Regions from separate parts of the Homo sapiens genome. Here regions 1 and 2 are each linked to region 3. A link is an interaction called in ENCODE POLR2A ChIA-PET data of the cell type or tissue named here. Cell type or tissue: PC-3. All regions are shown on one strand. Each heading gives the region's core, and the rest is flanking DNA. Links, peaks and the distances in the headings are about the cores only.

Region 1 (6,477 bases), core at 2,435-4,934, 270 kb after region 3:
CATTTCAAACCTCACCTCCTGTGCTCCACTTCAGATTTGGTACTATAGCTGTCTCGAATTAAAAGATTAGCAAATCCTGAAAATCTTTACCACTGACAGAAAATCCTTTTGTTTACTACTTCAAACAAAAAGGTTTAAAAGCCACTCACAAAAGGAAGAATTGAAAAATACACTCATAAATTCCAGAGATGCCTTCATATAGAGATTTCTTTTTCATTCATTATAATGAAATGCTAAAATGAAGATATCAGCTACCTAAGACACATTCCAAAGCCACGTAAGATACAAAACACATGAAACAAGGTAAACCTAAGGTTAAGTAACTTTATAACTTCTCACTCCCAAAAGGGTATGAAAGGGTGAAAGGAGTAAAGTCTGAGAGATTATTTTTAAAGAACATTTCTTTAGAAAGAGTTTAAGAACTGAGAAAAAAATACCTAGGAATCCAACTTACAAGAGATGTGAAGGACCTCTTCAACGAGAACTACAAACCACTGCTCAATGAAATGAAAGAGGATACAAACAAATGGAAGAACATTCCATGCTCATGGGTAGGAAGGATCAATATCGTGAAAATGGCCATACTGCCCAAGGTAATTTATAGATTCAATGCCATCCCCATCAAGCTACCAATGACTTTCTTCACAGAATTGAAAAAAACTACTTTAAAGTTCATATGGAACCAAAAAAGAGCCCATATCACCAAGTCAATCCTAAGCCAGAAGAACAAAGCCGTAGGCATCACACTACCTGACTTCAAACTATACTACAAGGCTACAGTAACCAAAAGAGCATGGTACTGGTACCAAAACAGAGATATAGATCAATGGAACAGAACAGAGACCTCAGAAATAATGCCGCATATTTACAACTATCTGATCTTTGACAAACCTGACAAAAACAGGCAATGGGGAAAGGATTCCCTACTTAATAAATGGTGCTGGGAAAACTGGCTAGCCACATGTAGAAAGCTGAAACTGGAACCCATCCTTACACCTTATACAAAAATTAATTCAAGATGGATTAAAGACTTAAATGTTAGACCTAAAACCATAAAAACCCTAGAAGAAAACATAGGCGATACCAGTTAGGACATAGGCATGGGCAAGGACTTCATGTCTAAAACACCAAAAGCAATGGCAACAAAAGCCAAAATTGACAAACGGGATCTAATTAAACTCAAGACCTTCTGCACAGCAAAAGAAACTACCATCAGAGTGAACAGGCAACCTACAAAATGGGAGAAAATTTTCACAACCTACTCATCTGACAAAGGGCTAATATCCAGAATCTACAATGAACTCAAACAAATTTACAAGAAAAAAACAAACAACCCCATCAAAAAGTGGGTGAAGGACATGAACAGACACTTCTCAAAAGAAGACATTTATGCAGCCAAAAGACACAAGAAAAAATGCTCATCATCACTGGCCATCAGAGAAATGCAAATCAAAGCCACAATGAGATACCATCTCACACCAGTTAGAATGGCGATCATTCAAAAGTCAGGAAACAAAAGGTGCTGGAGAGGATGTGGAGAAATAGGAACACTTTTACACTGTTGGTGGGACTGTAAACTAGTTCAACCATTGTGGAAGTCAGTGTGGCGATTCCTCAGGGATCTAGAACTAGAAATACCATTTGACCCAGCCATCCCATTACTGGGTATATGCCCAAAGGATTATAAATCAAGCTGCTATAAAGACACATGCACACGTATGTTTATTATGGCACTATTCATAATAGCAAAGACTTGGAACCAACCCAAATGTCCAACAACGATAGACTGGATTAAGAAAATGTGGCACATATACACCATGGAATACTATGCAGCCATAAAAAATGAAGAGTTCATGTCCTTTGTAGGGACATGGATGAAACTGGAAACCATCATTCTCAGCAAACTATCGCAAGGACAAAAAAACCAAACACCGCATATTCTCACTCATAGGTGGGAATTGAACAATGAGAACACATGGACACAGGAAGGGGAACATCACACTTCGGGGACTGTTGTGGGGTCGGGGGAGGGGGGAGGGATAGCATTAGGAGATATACCTAATGCTAAATGACGAGTTAATGGGTGCAGCACACCAACATGGCACATGTATACATATGTAACAAACCTGCACATTGTGCACATGTACCCTAAACTTAAAGTATAATAATAATAAAATAAAAAATAAAAATAAATAAAAAAAAAGAACTGCACCCTCCAAGGGAAAGGGCTAGGGAATGCTGCATCATAAACAGAATTCAAGAGAAAAAAGCTTTAATCCCATTACTTGGAAGATGAATATGCTTATCTTTCAGTTCGACTGGTGTTTGAGTCACATCTCAGAAGAACCGAAGGAGCAAAAGGCTGGTTGAAGGAACCTGTGGCATCAGAGAAAAGGCTAGGACCTAGGAAGAACTCCATTCCTAGTGTGTGCTGAAGCAGATACAGGCTACACAGCAGAGAAACAGCATAGTGGTTTCTTGTATCATATACAAGAAGAGGTAAGAGGTCTGAGAAAGTAAAAGGTAGATCATTGGATGTCCAGGGCTATAGATAAGTTCCAGAGAGACAAGCCTAAAGAGATATGTTTGCAATGGGTAGTGCATCACTAACATAGGCTGTCTCCAAATAAACCAGGAAATGATAAAAAATATATATTCTTTAAAATTGTGGCACATTCCAAGGAGCAAAAAACAAGTTCTTTCTTTTCTCATACCTATCCTGAAAGGATAAGAAAACAAGAATGATGATATTGTTAAAGGAAAAACAGAAGTTGATGCAAAACCAATTGTTCTTAAGGAAGGTTTACAGAATTAGAGGGAAAAAAAAAACACAATCCTAACCTTCGGAAAGCTACAACTTATAAAAGCAGAATTGAGTAAGATAAGTTGTCAAAGAGATGGTAAAAGAGCTCACGGCAAAAAAAAAAAAAAACAAACAAACAAAAAAAAACGCAATACAGAAGACAAGAAAGGTGAAAATTTCAAGAAGGAGGGAGTTATTGGCTATGTGGAACATAATAAGTTCATGTAAGATTAGGATTTAAAAAGGTATGTTTTACCTTCTTGAGAGCAGTTCTCATGGAATGATGTAAGCTGAAGTCATTTTAAGCTGGAAAATGCATTCATTTTTTAACCATGGAGACATTTCTATAGTAGATTTTCTATTATAGAAATTTTGAAAATTCTGATAAAAGTAATAGCAACTCTTTTTGCCTCTACCACTTCCTGGCTATATGTCCTGAGTAAGTCACTTGACTCAGGGATTGTTGGAGTTGATATAAGAAGACAATTTTGCAGAACTGGCTAACAATTTAATTTAGTTTAAAGGCCTTGAAATGAATATTTTTTCTATCAGTATGGATTATTTAAATAGATATTTATACATGTTTATTAGAGATTCTATAATCACATAAAGATTTTTTTCAGTGCCATGCAGTAACATTCAAACAATACATTTTGTTACTGTAAATGTCTAAATTTTTAAAAAATGAATGTTTTGGAAGAAATAAAAATTAATTCTAAAAATGACAGTTTACTTTAACATAGATTTGAAATTAATTTTTGTTCCTAAAATGAACAAGCCAATGTACAAATAAATAAGTAAAATGCTATACAATTATATAGTAATAAACATTTTTTTCCAAAGGATGACTGTAACTCAATAGCACTAGTGTTATCCTTATTTATATAAAATGACCTTCAACACAAAAAAGCGGAAAATGTATATCAGAGAAAACTAATTTAAAGTAGTATATTTCACTAATTATTCCATTTAAGACATAAGATAATTCCATTTAAGACATAAGATAATCTTATTAAATTTGAGAAAGAGTATGGCAATATAGGTGATAAGATCTGAATCATGCCTAACAAAGAGTTAAGTAATAATTGGCAGCTATAATTTAAGTAAATATTTAAGTTATTGATATATGATAATAATGTGGCCAAAAAAAGCATCCAAGAACTGATTTCATGAAACAGAAAAACATACTTCAAGATATTTTTTAATGTCACCTGCGTAAATTATCTCAAAATTAAAAGAATCCGTGAATGCAATGATATAAAGTACAAGCTAATTAACTTACACATATCCTAGCTTAAAATTAATTTATCATGCCTTAAAGTTCAACAAAATTGCACAAAGTCATCCTTCAAAGAAGGATGTTTATCTCCATGATATTTAGAAATAAATAAGAGGAGCTATTAAATAGTTTATTGTTTAATAGAGCCTAAAAATGGCAAATATGTCTGATTGTCAATTTTGAATGTCCTGTGTGATTATCACTTATAAAACATGACTTTATATTAAAATATATTACTTGAAATATTATTGTATTAGGATATTTTTATGTATGCTAGAGGAAATTTTAATCTACTGTCTATCTGTTTAGAAATTAATCTAATCTGTTTAGAAAATGAAATAAAATATAAATACCATTCTTATAAAAATTGCCAGATCTTGAGAAATGATTTTCAGTAAGTATATGTATTAAGCAAACAATAGTTTATATTTTTCTATTGGAATGTAAAAGCTTATATAATAAGAACTTCCATTATTTTTCTTTTTTCGAATGAAAGTGAAACATGAAAACACATAATGAAAGTAAAATTTAACAGTGGGCAATAAACATACATATAGATATATAAAATTGCACATATATAAACATGAGCATTTTAAAAATATATATAATGTGTATAGATATATTTATAGCTATCATCACAATATATCTTTGAATGATTTGTTATATTCATAGAAAGATCAACTGAGTAAAATAGAGATTTTAGAAAGACTTAAATATATGTATTTCACTTTAAATCATGGGGGAGAGATTACAGTAACTAACTTCCAGATAGCTCCCAATGACTGTCTCTTCTCCTTTTATTCATTGCTTCTGTAGTCTTCTTCCACATTGTATCATGGTTGGTCTGTGTTGTGTCACCAGTAGAATATGGAGGAAGTGATGGTATATAATTTCTAAATTAGGTTATAAAAGACACTACGAATTCCCTTTTGCACTCTTTGTCTTTGTCTCTCACCACTGAGTCTGGAGAAAGCTGACTGCCATGTTACCCTATGCAGAGGCCCATGTGGTAAGGAACAAAGGCCTTCTCCCAACAACCATGTGACTGAGCTTAAAAGTGGATCCTTATTTCAATTAACTTAGCAAAAGAAAACCCACAGAATGATTAACATATCATGATGCGAACAAGGATCAGGAAGAAATATTCAGTAAATTTTTTTTTTTTTTACTTTCTGCCATCCAGGAATCATTTAGATAGTAATAACAGTATATAATTATCTGTTTCTATTTCTCCTGTAATTTTTACATTACATTTACATTGCTACATTTTCCTAAATATTAATATACCTGTTTCTGCAATGTGCTACTATTTTATTTTTGGAGATGACTATTTAGCAAACTAGTAGCAGCAAAAGACCAAAAGTTACCTGTGTACTAAAGGTCAGATGCGGCAAAGCACAAAAATAAGAAAATGTCCAAACAACAGAAAATCCACCTGTGACACAAGTGACGTTTTTTTGGATAAAGACAAAATGTATTTTCTTTTGTACCAAAACGAGAATAAAAAAGGTTAGTTGATTAAATATATTGTACTCTAACTATATTTTGTTGCACTATTTATAATAAGGACCTTGGCAAAACTTAAAGTTGTTGTAAAATAGGTCTTTTAAATGAATTATATGTATCTTGTAGGATTTTGTAACTTACATTTGAGAAAGCTAACTAATATTTCCCTCCTAAAGATTGATATAAATACAAATTTATTCTTTGGATATTACAGAGAATCTATAACATTGAACTAGAATAAAATGACATTTAGATTACTTTGCTTTTTGATTAATCCCTATCACACCAGAAATATAAAGAAATTGAGTAGGGCATAGATTTTACAACGGAACCCAACAACGTTCATTCCTGAAGACAGCTGCCAAGTATAAAGAAGCTAAGAAGTTAGCTCTAGGAAGGTATATGTCCATATGCATATACATCCATAAGATTATGCCATCAAATTATACACATAAGTAAATTTCTGTCAGAAAATTCTACCATTGCTAATCTTCATAAATTAGCCCACCTACCCAAATGAAACATATATCTCCTATTCATAGCCTTCAATGATCCTCAGCCATTAAATCTAGATTTTTCTTGTGGTTTTCTTGTAAAGAATATAATGTGTTAGAAGTGAAATCATATGATCTATGAAGCCAGTTAAGAAAAATATATTGAGGTCACTGCTTTACTCTTGGAATGCTATTCAAGGCCAACTGCGATGAAAAAATGTCTGGTTATTGTGAGAGCACAATGAATGCTGTGAGGAAGCCCAAATGAGCACATAGAGGAACTCATTGTTATAGAGAGGTGCCCAGCCAGCTATGAATGTTAGCCATGTTTGACCCTCCAGACAAACCTAAAAAGTACCAGTGAATGGCTGCAGTTGACATATGAAGCAAGAGGT
Region 2 (6,477 bases), core at 2,435-4,934, 91 kb after region 3:
TAGCCGGGCTTGGTGGCGGGCGACTGTAGTCCCAGCTACTCCGGAGGCTGAGGCAGGAGAATAGTGTGAACCTGGGAGGCGGAGCTTGCAGTGAGCCAAGATCGCGCCACTGTACTCCAGCCTGGGAGACAAAGCCAGATTCTGTCTCAAAAAAACAAAACAAAACAAAACAAAAAACATGAAAGACAGGTAGACTAGGGGTTATGAAAGAAGATTAAACCATTCTGAGCTGGTGAAAGACAAGAAACTGACATTTGTTAGTCAAAATATTAGTGTTTTTTCTTAATCAGTTTGGATGTGGCCTTAAATGTTAATGAAGAATAATCTAGACAGCCTTTAATTTAAAAAATCATTGTGTCTTGTAATACACTCCAGACCAAAAGTAGTAATCTTAGTGTAAGCTTTTGGACAGCTATGACTAATTTATTTTTAAGTTCCACTGAGAAGGTTTAAAATTTTTATTTTTTATTTAAAATATAAAAATGTAAAAATAAAATATTTGCTTTTAATTCTCTTTCCAGTGATATTTTGTCACAAAATGAGAAAGGCAAATTACAACTTGAATAGAGGCTTCCCATTAGCTCATTCAGCTACTATATATCTCAATTTTCAGAAAAAAATCATTAGTAATTATATTTTGTTTTGATAATGATAGTTGTTAAACTGTCTCCCCCAGAAGAAAAACCTAGCAAAACAATTCTAGATATCCTTGCCTTGACAAGAGTGGCTCCAAAAACAAAATTATGCCATGATAGCAGGAAGTACTTTTCACTGTGTGTCTTTTAAAGGTAAAACAGTGCATGAAGCCTAGAAAATTATGGTCATAAAAAATTTGAAACTTTTCTTATTTTTGCCAGCCAAATTGTAAAACAATAAAAATATTTAAGCAGAATTTGAATCAATCAAATGTATAAAATTATAATGCAGAAACAGGATTTGTTAATCTTATTTTAAATCTAACATAGGAAAGTATTAATTTCCAATAGTTTTGTTACAGCAAATGTATGGATTTAATCAGTGAAGTGTATGTTTCATATAACATGTATGCTATCCTGTCGATTGGATTGTTTTCTGTTTACTTATTTTATCATCCCACAAGTTAAGCTTTAGGCTGGTAGAGGATAGGCATCATATAAATATCTCATCCACAGCAATGTTTTGTAAACCCAATTTCCTGCAATAGTTCCAAACGTAATAGTTCCAAAATAATGTTTTATTTTTCTTTAGCTTCTAAGCTGTATTATCATTGTTTCCCAGAGATGTCTATATTCCTTCCAAACAAGTTTCTAGGTTCTATGTTTTCAGTCATATGACTTCCTTTTAAGAAAAATATTTATCTAAGCTCCTTTTCTGACATTCTACAAAATCGATTTATCCTCTCCTTGAACATCCATTTCAGTCTTATCCTCAACATAAAGCCACTTTGATCCAATAAATCGTTTACTTCAAATGCAAACACACACTGTCCACTCTGAAAACTTACATGACTTTATGGTACATCTATGAGGTTACTAACTGTTAAGCTTTAATTAGAGTTATCTGTGCACATGTCTGCTTTGCCATAATAAACACATACTCAGTGTGTATAGGGATTATGTCTTAGATACCATGATAGTGGGGCTTCTCAATTCCTATAGAGTATTCACTGGTGAATTTTGATAATAAAAGTAGATGATATTATAGAGATTTAAGGAAAATTTGACAGTAAAAACTGATTCTGCTTTACTGCCACAAACCTGTTTGTACCGAAGCTTGGTGGTAATAAGGGTAAGAAGGGTAATCTAAGTAACCGCCTACCTAAATTTAGCGATCCCAGATGAACTTGCATAGTAAACAAGGAGAATGAGCTGCTTCAGTTTCTCAATTCAAGGATATTTGTTCGTTTGGTTTTAGACACAGATGCCAATAAATAAAACAGGAAAACCCAATGCACATATGCAGTCATATCTACATTAACTTGGCCAGAGAATGTGGAAGAAAGGCTAGATTCTCAAAATCAGAAACTCTCACTAACATAAAGACTAAAAGTAATTCTTATATCCTTAACTCAGATTAATTTATTACCTCACTAATTTGTCTACATCTCTACAGTTTCCCAAAATCTTCTCTAGAGCTTTCACATAGAGTTAGATGAAAAGTGGGTTCAACTATATATTCTGGCTTACTTCATTTACCTTTCATTATTGTAAGGTGGGGCAGAGGGTAATGAGCATGTCCTACATTTACTTACATCTTTGGTTCTAGTACTACAGTAATTGAATTTCTCCTTTCAAATGAATACCTCATGAGGTCCTGATGTGATTATTATGCATTGCATACCAGTATCAAAACAGCTCATGTACCCTACAAATATATACACCTATTATATACCCAAGAAAATTTAAGATGAAAAAAATTATAGAAAATCTCTCCTCACATATTGAATTGCCTCAGTTCTTTGGTCAAAATAATACAAATGATTTCATGATTCTATCATTTTTTTCTACAGGATTTGTACCCCTTTGCTTCTAAATCCTAGTGACCTGAATATACTCAGTTTTTAATATGCTCAATAAGTAATTTTTATTAATTTCTTTCCCTTCACACAAAGAAGGTATCCATCCCTGAAAATCCAACCACCTACCCTATAAATAACTGACATTATCTATAATGTTAAAGTTAATAATTCTCGATATTTATTATAACTATGTATGTGTATACACACACACACACACACACATTTTTTTTTTTTTTTTTGCCTAAGTAATGAGAGACTTAACATATCATGTATAGAAACAGAGCTGTCCCAGAATCTGCAGCAACCAATCCAGGAAGCCAAGCCACAAACCCGGTAGCAATCATCCCAAAACAGTCACTGCTTAAACAATAACTAACAATTTCCCTCATTTTTGTCCCCACTTCCAATTTAGGACCAACTAGAGACAACCAAATATATTCCCCTAATCAATCATGAGAGTTTCACTCCCCCAACTGCATCTTCTCAATTAGCACATACAGCCTGCTGAACTTTTGATTAAGTACTTTAGCAATTATTTGCTAGTCTTTTCTAACCTTGTGTAGTGAATACATTTATTATTTTAATGCTTTAGAGTGTTTCTTAGATATGGTGTGTTTTTCATCTCTTTAATTATTTACCAGGACCTATCACTTGGCTTACAAATATTAGGTGCTGAGTAAATCTTGGTTAAATAATAAACTAGTATTGTTTGCCTTATTAATCATTTATTTTATGATATTTTGATAGCTGTGGCAATAGCCTAATAAAATGAACTTACGTGATACCATTTGGTTTATAAAACATTTTTTAATTAGAACTTATTTGTTCCACTGTCTTCACTGAAGCATGTGATTTGTAAGTTATTATCTTATCAAATATATAAATGAAGCCTTTTCTTAAGATTAATGAACTAGTTGCTTATTAGATATGATGATCACTACAATCAGTGCTATCCTCAATTTTAAGCTTAATTCTAAGGCTTTATATTCCAAATATATTCAGGTATATGCTCTTCGCTTGTTTGTTTGGTTTTGTGCTTGTGTTTTTGAATTGTGTTTTTCATGCCTTGGATATCCCGATGTGCTTATAAATTATGCAGTACAAATAGACATCAGTATGCTTATTGATAAAATCCTACTGGCTATTTCCATAAGGTGGCTTTCAAATTTATGGTTTTTTTTTTTTAGCTCCTGCTTATAACTAAAATCTTCGTAAGTGATATTTTTGTGTTCTTTTTGTTGTCTACTGTTATTCTCTTCAATTTCACACATGTCTTTCAAGTGCATACAAAAGGTGGGGGAGATGAGAATGACTAAAATAAAAACAATTAAAATATCGTTTCTATTTGTTTTCTAGTAAAAACATCATAATCTTTGAAATTTCACCTTATATTTAAATCTTTCATTTTTCATTTAAGCTTTTTACATATTTTCTGTTTTAATGCTAATATAAATGTGTTGGAAGTTTAAAATAAATGTCTCCTATAACGTCTTAATTTTTAACATAATTTCAAGAATCTAATATATTTCTAGTTTAGAAGTATTGCTTTTGTTGAAGTTACAAATGCTGATAATGATAATGAAGCAGCTTCAATAAAAGATGATCTAATAATTCTTTGTGTTTTGGAACAAACTTAATAAATTACGTTACAGCATTCACAATGCTTAGGTAGTTGTTTTATTTTTTTTCCAAAGTTCTCCAATACTTTATAGTCACTTATTTTGTAGTAAGAGGATTGTCCTTGTAGGCAAATCTAAAGTATCATTTGCTATGTATCAGTATTTTCTTTATTTCTCCTTTAGGAGACGTTTCTTTTTTATTTTGTGATAAGGCAGAAAAATAGAATGAGCCCAAGGGTGTTATTTAATTACATGTTTTCTCAGCTACAAATCAAATAGGTCACTTCCTTCTGAATGAAACCATGATGATAAAGGAAGATGGCATCAGAAATATTATCAGAAAAATGATAGTCAAAAGGAAATTTGTCCTGAGACCAGACAAATTAAGATGAGTTTTCTATCTCCACTAATAGCAACCAGTAGGAGACCCCTCTAGGTTTACCGCCCAGCTTAAGCCAATAATAACATTATTTTTCCTATGAAATCCATGTCTATTCCCTAATTCATATGGTTGTAACTTCAGTGGAGGTGTCAGTACAATAAGTTCTGTTCCCATGGCCACAAATGACTGCACAAGTGGCGACTTTACCAAAGACAATAATCCATTTCCCATGATTTAAAATTGGTATTAGATGATTAGTATCTAAAAGATTATAGTTTAATTTGTGCTGGTGCCTTCAAAAAAGCAACTTTACGATGTATGCCTTATAGAGCAATGTGTCTACAGTACTTGAACAAAGTTGCAGAACATAATACAGGTTACAGCCAAAGAATAGTGATGTAGCTAAACATTGAGAACCATAAATAAGGTTATCTTGAGTTACTGATGTATTTCTATTTCTTATTTCAATTGATTTCTGAGCTCTGGGTATATTTTGGCCCATTGATTTTTGAATCCTCAAAATAAGAGTTTTTCTACTTAAACTCAAGTTGTTTTTTGTTATTTACAGAATGTTAATATAGACTCAGTGCCACATATGCCAATACAGCCTTGGCCAGAGATGAGCTACCTTTGCATATTAGACTGTGCAAATATTTATTATTCAAGTTCACATAGCCTATGTAAATATCCTAAAATATAGGATACATAGAATATTCAAAAATACATTAAACTCTCGGTTTCTCAAGGTCAAAGACTTTGCGGAGCAAGTTTTATTTTTAAATATATATTCACAAAAGTATACACTGAAAAGTAATATATACTCATCTACAATATACTCATATTTACTAGTCAGGGAATCTTCAGAGTATCAAGTAGTTAAAGAGGATATTATTTTCCCTATTTTCAAATTACCATGCTAAGTGACTTATATAGGGTCATGTAGATAATTGGCCTCTTCACAGCATGGTGTTCTCAAAGTAGTCAGACATCTTACAAGGCGGCTGGCTTTTAAGACAGAGCATGTAAAGTGGTTAAAGGTGGAAGCTCCAGATCTTTCAACATGTAATCTGAGCATTTATCCAAGGTCACTTTACCACATTCTATTGGTTAAATCAGGTCACAGGACTTGCCTTCTTTCAAAGGAAGAAAAAAATAGACTTCAACTCTTTAAGGTAGAAATAATAAAGGATTTGCATGCATTTTCAATTTATTGCTCTAACAGACTGGCATGGGCTCAGTCATGCCAGGATCTGTAATACCAAAAATGGGGCTATTAATTTTAAGGATGATCATAATCAAACAAAGATCTCCCTACTCTACAATAGCATATAAAATACTTTGAATTTGATCTTCTTGAGTAAAATAAATATTTTGCACAGTTTTGAAATATATATGGTATTATTAATACTAGGTGTTAATAATACTAATAAATGTTATAACTTATAAGGCACTGGAATGCCAAATAACCAATTTCCTGTAGCACTTTAGCTTTCTAAAATTCTACATTTAAATGAGATCTGGCCCATTATATATTTAACTTACTATTTCAAAAGTGGTTTTACTATAAGTAAATAGTGTACCTACTTCTCTAAGGGCTAACTATAGAATAATAGGGTATTTAGCAAGAAATGAAATGAGAGGCTAAAATACTTGTCTACCAAGTAGACAGGTATCATGTGTAAATAACAAGGTACTTATGAAAATTACTTCATAAGAATCAATGGAAGAAAACATAAAGTACATAAATTATTGGTGATATAGTAGTAACTGCTCTGAAAAAGAAAACTTGTCTCTATCATATAGGAGGAATGTGCCACTACAAATGGAACTTCACTGCTATTCCAGTATCAGTAGGATAGGTACTAGGAGTTGATTTTGTAGTGATGTTTTAAATTTATGAAGTATAGTATATATTTCCCAGGAGGTGGAATGGGGGAAAGATTTTAGAACCTAGCCTTTGGCCAGAAAAATTTTATTTG
Region 3 (6,477 bases), core at 2,161-4,660:
CCAAAAGAACAAAGCTGGAGGCATCACACTACCTGACTTCAAACTATACTACAAGGCTACAGTAACCAAAACAGCATAGTACTGGTACCAAAACAGCATGGTACTGGTACCAAAACAGAGATATAGATCAATGGAACAGAACAGACCCCTCAGAAATAACGCCGCATATCTACAACTATCTGATCTTTGACAAACCTGAGAAAAACAAGCAATGGGGAAAGGATTCCCTATTTAATAAATGGTGCTGGGAAAACTGGCTAGCCATATGTAGAAAGCTGAAACTGGATCCCTTCCTTACACCTTATACAAAAATCAATTCAAGATGGATTAAAGACTTAAACATTAGACCTAAAACCATAAAAACCCTAGAAGAAAACCTAGGCATTACCATTCAGGACATAGGCATGGGCAAGGACTTCATGTCCAAAACACCAAAAGCAATGGCAACAAAAGACAAAATTGACAAATGGGATCTAATTAAACTCAAGAGCTTCTGCACAGCAAAAGAAACTACCAGCAGAGTGAACAGGCAACCTACAAAATGGGAGAAAATTTTCGCAACCTACTCATCTGACAAAGGGCTAATATCCAGAATCTACAATGAACTCAAACAAATTTACAAGAAAAAAACAAACAACCCCATCAAAAAGTGGGCAAAGGACATGAACAGACACTTCTCAAAAGAAGACATTTATGCAGCCAAAAAACACATGAAAAAATGCTCATCATCACTGGCCATCAGAAAAATGCAAATCAAAACCACAATGAGATACCATCTCACACCAGTTAGAATGGCAATCATTCAAAAGTCAGGAAACAACAGGTGCTGGAGAGGATGTGGAGAAATAGGAACACTTTTACACTGTTGGTGGGACTGTAAACTAGTTCAACCATTGTGGAAGTCAGTGTGGCGATTCCTCAGGGATCTAGAACTGGAAATACCATTTGACCCAGCCATCCCATTACTAGGTATATACCCAAAGGACTATAAATCATGCTGCTATAAAGACACATGCACACGTATGTTTATTGCGGCATTATTCACAATAGCAAAGACTTGGAACCAACCCAAATGTCCAACAATGATAGACTGGATTAAGAAAATGTGGCACATATACACCATGGAATACTATGCAGCCATAAAAAATGATGAGTTCATGTCCTTTGTAGGGACATGGATGAAATTGGAAATCATCATTCTCAGTAAACTATCGCAGGAACAGAAAACCAAACACCGCATATTCTCACTCATGGGTGGGAATTGAACAATGAGATCACATGGACACAGGAAGGGGAATATCACACTCTGGGTACTGTGGTGGGGTGGGGGGAGGGGGGAGGGATGGCATTGGGAGATATACCTGATGCTAGATGACGGGTTGGTGGGTGCAGCGCACCAGCATGGCACATGTATATGTATGTAACTAACCTGCACAATGTGCACATGTACCCTAAAACTTAAAGTATAATTAAAAAAAAAAAGAAAAGAAAACTTTCCATTAATTGTTTGGGGAGTTCCCACCGAAGGTCACAGAATTTGAACTGAAGTTTTTCACCTGAAGAGCTGAATTAGAAGTCCTCAGGCATCTGCCTGCAAGCTGTTGTGTTCTTTGAGGACTTCTAAGAAGCTACCATAAATTACCCAGTCTGGAACAGTGAAAACAGTTGTCCTCCAGAACATGCAAGGATGTTGCTGTGTGAACTTTGCCTTTGCCCAGAGAATGATAACTTCACCTTCATTACAGTATTCCAAATACCCTGAATTCCTCACGTAAGGGAGCCTTATCCAAGAACTGTACAATGAGGGGGGCTTTGGAACTCCATCAATTCCCTGGTGGTGTTGATGCCCAACCGGCCTCCAGTGGTCCTTCTCAATGCATGGATTTTTGGACTCAGCAGTAACAAACCACAACTCCCTTTTTATCCATATTTTCAGTTCTGACCAAAGGTAATACCATCATACTTTTCTTACCTAGTTCAGAATGGCCCTTATAAGCTCAAACACATAATCAAGAGAAAATACAAAACCTTGTATGACATTCTATCTATCCCTGAATGAATTTTGTTTCTTTTCTAGTTCAGTCACAATCGTTCTTTTGTATCTTGAAACTTAAAGACTAAATTATATGAGCAATTTTTAGTGATGCTGTTTATATTAGATAATAAAGGAACCATAGGGAGAAAGATTAAAACATTATTTGTTAATAGATACAAAATATATATATGCATATATATAAGCAAGAAGAAAATATGGATAATTACTACAATCCTTGTTTATGCAAATGATCTCATATTCATAGTCGGCATCTGTAACTTTTCTTTTCACTACCCAGTCCTCATTCCCTTCATCCTCAGCCAGTGGGACAGCTAGTCATGGTTCTTTTCCCGGGGGGTAAGAGAATCTTCTGCCTCCACTGAACAGTAGAAAATCAATCATGATAAATTATTCCAGCTAATACAGTAAATCCCTTCTTTTCGCCAAACGCTTCTGTGGCAGAAGGAATACAAAAATGCTTAGCTTCTGATTTAACAGACACAATCTTGCATGCCTTGGTAATAGCATACTTCCCACAGGGACAACAATCTCCAAACCATCAGAGCCTAATGTTGTGGAGATAGAAAACAAAATTTTGCTATTGGGAAATTAACATCCAGTGAACAACTCCTCTCATGTCTACTCCTTGGCCCTTGGGCCCATGAATGTTGGCTGTAAGAGAAAGCGCACTGTAACACTGATCAATGGTTCAGAGCATATAACAAATCTAGGACATTGCCCCGCCACACAAACGGTTTTCCCTGTTGGTACTGTTCTTCAAATATCATTCTGCTGCTCTACAAAATAGTTTTAAGGTAATGAATGACAAGGCTTTATGGTAAATTATGCTACATTATTATTTTTAGGGTATTCTATAAGGCAGGAAAGGGAAATACATATTCACAACAAATATCTAGTCTAAAAGAATACATATCCTGCCATATACAATATGAAGGTATGCAATATAACCAACCTGCTATTAGGTGACGTGTTTGTCTCCAGGGATGTTATTATATTGGGAGTTCATGACTAATCACTGTTACTGCCAAGTAAGCTGCATCAAATCAGATCTTTAATAGAGAAAGTATCTGTGTTAGAGCTCCCTGCTAAGTTCTACTCCTGCTGTCATGGCCACTTAACTCAAGAAGCCATTGAGAAAGAGCAGGCATTTCTGGGAAAAGAGGCTATCAGATATTTACAGAACTGATCATCTTTCCTACCTGGATATTGAGGGAATTAACTGTTGTGGTTTCACCTTTTGCCCATTCTCAGATATCCTTTTACTTTTTTCCTCCCTAGATGTCTTGTAACCAATTTGTGAATTGTTTTCTTTTCTACTCCATAAACATCCAGCCAACATGTGAGTCATGGCTCATGAATCACTGCAGATTTATAGCTCAGATTATTTATTCTTCCTGGTAAAGTGAACAATTAGATATGCTGCTTGAATTTCTGTCTACTGAGATTTTCCTTCACCAGTAGCATTGGAGGTCCTCCTGATAGGGGCTGTAATGTTGCTATTTGCCACCACTAGATCATGCTGAAATATAATAATAATACAAATGCCGGAATCATTTGTAAACCAGTTCAACTATTTTTCTTCAGCTAGCTAGTTATAGGGAATTTCTTGTGAGGTCATACATGTGGGTCGAAGAAGGGGCTATGTATCAGGAATATATCATGAGAAACTGAGCTAGTTACTAATGGAACTTACTTGTGCTTTGTGGAGTCCCTTGAGCTTGATTTTATATATCACACTTCTATTTGATTATAGAATGTTGCTGTGCACATCCAAATTTATGACTTGGTAGATCAGAAAACACTGATTTCAAAATGGAAACCTTAGGTTATATGATAATTTGATGGCTCATGGTGAAGCACTTAGTCATTTTCCAGGGCACAGTATTAAGCCAGAAATATTTCTCAGGAGTGATACACAGAAAATGTGCAAGGCTTAGCTATAAAATCATAAGGATTAATGCTGACTACCAAAGTTCTATACATTATATCTATCTGTCATAGATACTACAAATACCGCTGGATCCACTATATAACAACATTCATGTTGCTCCTACTGTTACTTTTGTACTTATTCTGTAATAATGTAATAATGCTGTAACAAAATTGTCAAATACCAACACATATTTATTATGTTTATGGATATGCAGGCCAAATTTGGCTTAGAGAATCAAGATTCAGTCCAATTTAACAGTTTCGCTTGAGTCTGTAAGATGGGTGGACTTGGCTCCAGCAAATAGGGTTCACTTCTGTTCCCCAAGGCTTCAGAATAGATTCTATTGAGAGGCTCTTCTTCATTCTCCAGGATACTAATTGGCTGTCAGTTATTGTGCTAGGCAAAATAACACCTCACCAAAGATATCTACACCTTTATCCACAGATCTATGAATATGTTACCTAACAGGGCAAAAGGGACTTTGCAAATGTAATTAAGTTTATGGATTTTGAAATGGGGAAATTATACTGAACTAATTCAGTGGGCCCATTCTAATTATTCGAATACTTAAAATGAGAGAACTTCCCCTGGTTGTGTTAAAGTGATGAGAGAGAACAAGGAGGCAATATTCAAAATGTAAGAGAAACTCCTTCTATCATTATTGGCCTAGGTGATGGAGTAATGAGGCCACCAGCAGAAAAAAAAAAATGTATGTTGGTTCTAAAAGACAAGGCTGGCCTTCATCTGACAGCCAGCAGTCTTACAACAACAAAGGTCTCTATTAAGTATAATTTTTTAAGATCAATAAATAAATCTTCCCTTAGATCCTCCAAAAGGAATACAACCCTGCCAACACCTTGATTTTAGCCCAGCAAGAACTCAGATAAGCTTTTGATCTAGTAGGGTAATAAATTTGTGTCATGTTGTATAAACACTAAATTTGTGGTAATTTATTATTACAACAATAGAAAATGAATACAATTACCCCTCATATCTCTCCTTGTCCTTGGATAAAAGCCTAGTCAGCCAATGTTTCTTCTCATGGCATGTACTAGAGCAGAGCATAAGAAGAGCAGAAATACATACAAGCTGTGTATTATTTATCCAAAATACTTGGGACCAGAAATGCTTCAGATTTTGGAGGTTTTTTCTGATTTTGGAATATTTACATTTTATACTTACAGGTTCAGTATCCCTAATATGAAAGTATGACATCCTAAATGTTATAATGAGCATTTTCTTTGAGCATCAATCAGTGCAAAAAAATTTACATTTTGGAGCTTTTGGATTTGAGATTTTTGAATCAGAAATACTTGACCTGTACTGCATTTCAATACTTTGTCCTGGAACTGTCACACTGTCACTTCAACTCAAAGCCTATAGGCCAAAACAAATCAAATGGCAAACTAAGCCCAACACTTATGGATCAGGCAACTATAATACACCTTACTAGAAGGAAACTAGAGGGTCACATATCAAAGAGCAAAGATATATATTTCCTATAGAAAAAGGGTATAAGGAAATGAAAACCCTAATCCAATCTATTAGAAAGCCATTTGGAATGATAAAACAGAATAAATAATTGGAAGACAATGAAAGACATGTACGGGAAACTATGCTAATCACCTCATAAATAAATTATTGTATGAATTTATATAATTAGACACATCCCAGATTACTAGCATGAAATACTTTAGGATAAAAGAGGTTTAAAATAGTAATTGACAAAGCTGTTGAGAGAATGAAAAATATGGATGACAAACAAGGAGTAATATGTTCTTTAATATTTAAAGATCTTCTTGATGGTTTAACACAACACACTGACACTCAGATAGATGAAAGGAAAATCTCTGCTACTTACAGTTGTGAATTAGAGAAGGCTGCCAGACAGGGCCACATTAGGGGCTGCTCCCACGGACAAGGTAGCAGCAAGCTGGAGCCATATGTGGGGGCAGCTTACGTATGACAAGTGGAGGAAAGGAGTTAGCTAGACTTTATGAACTTCTTGTAGATGGGCTGTTTCTAAGTCTGAAGTTAGAAAACAGTATCCAGACCTATGAAAAGATAAAAAATATGTAAAATCAGCCTTGCTGTTTGAAGGTTTCTGTCCCCTCCAAAATTCATGTTGAAACTTAATTCCCAATGCAATGGTATTAAGAGTTGAAGCCATCTGAAAGGTGATTAAGTCATGAGAGGTCCTCCCTCAAAAATGGATCAGGACTTTTATAAAAGAGCTTGAAGACAAAATGTTAGGCCCTTTAGCCCTTATACCTTCTCCCATATGAGAATACAGCAACAAGTTCCTATCTTGAAGCACAGGCCAGGGCCTCACCAGACATCAAACTTGCCCATGCCTTGATTTTGGACATACAGCCTCAGAACCGTGAGAAATACATTTCTATTATTTACATATTAGCCAGTCTGTGGTATTTTGTTATAGAAGCAAAAATGGACAAGACAGTAAGGCTTCAACTAGTAAACTACAAAA

What was found. ChIA-PET counts read pairs that join two places held together with the same protein. Peaks named below come from ENCODE experiments on the same cell type or tissue, not always from the same donor. Only the 100,000 strongest peaks of a DNase experiment are listed, where the experiment ranks them.
Region 1: POLR2A ChIA-PET joins it to region 3 with 7 read pairs; 2 of 35 experiments call an interaction of 5 or more read pairs at or near these places.
Region 2: POLR2A ChIA-PET joins it to region 3 with 7 read pairs; 3 of 35 experiments call an interaction of 5 or more read pairs at or near these places.

The regions. Positions count from the first base shown.
Region 1 is chr5:100,169,201-100,175,677 of GRCh38, forward strand. No RefSeq gene overlaps it. Among named protein-coding and RNA genes, the nearest start is that of FAM174A-DT, 360 kb to the right of the region's middle. In PC-3, for the core only: no CTCF peak of the experiment used is centred there; no DNase peak of the experiment used is centred there.
Region 2 is chr5:99,987,624-99,994,100 of GRCh38, forward strand. No RefSeq gene overlaps it. Among named protein-coding and RNA genes, the nearest start is that of LINC02113, 460 kb to the left of the region's middle. In PC-3, for the core only: no CTCF peak of the experiment used is centred there; no DNase peak of the experiment used is centred there.
Region 3 is chr5:99,897,339-99,903,815 of GRCh38, forward strand. No RefSeq gene overlaps it. Among named protein-coding and RNA genes, the nearest start is that of LINC02113, 370 kb to the left of the region's middle. In PC-3, for the core only: no CTCF peak of the experiment used is centred there; DNase peaks (open chromatin) are centred at 3,173 and 3,373; H3K4me3 peaks cover 1,058 bases; H3K27ac peaks cover 1,612 bases.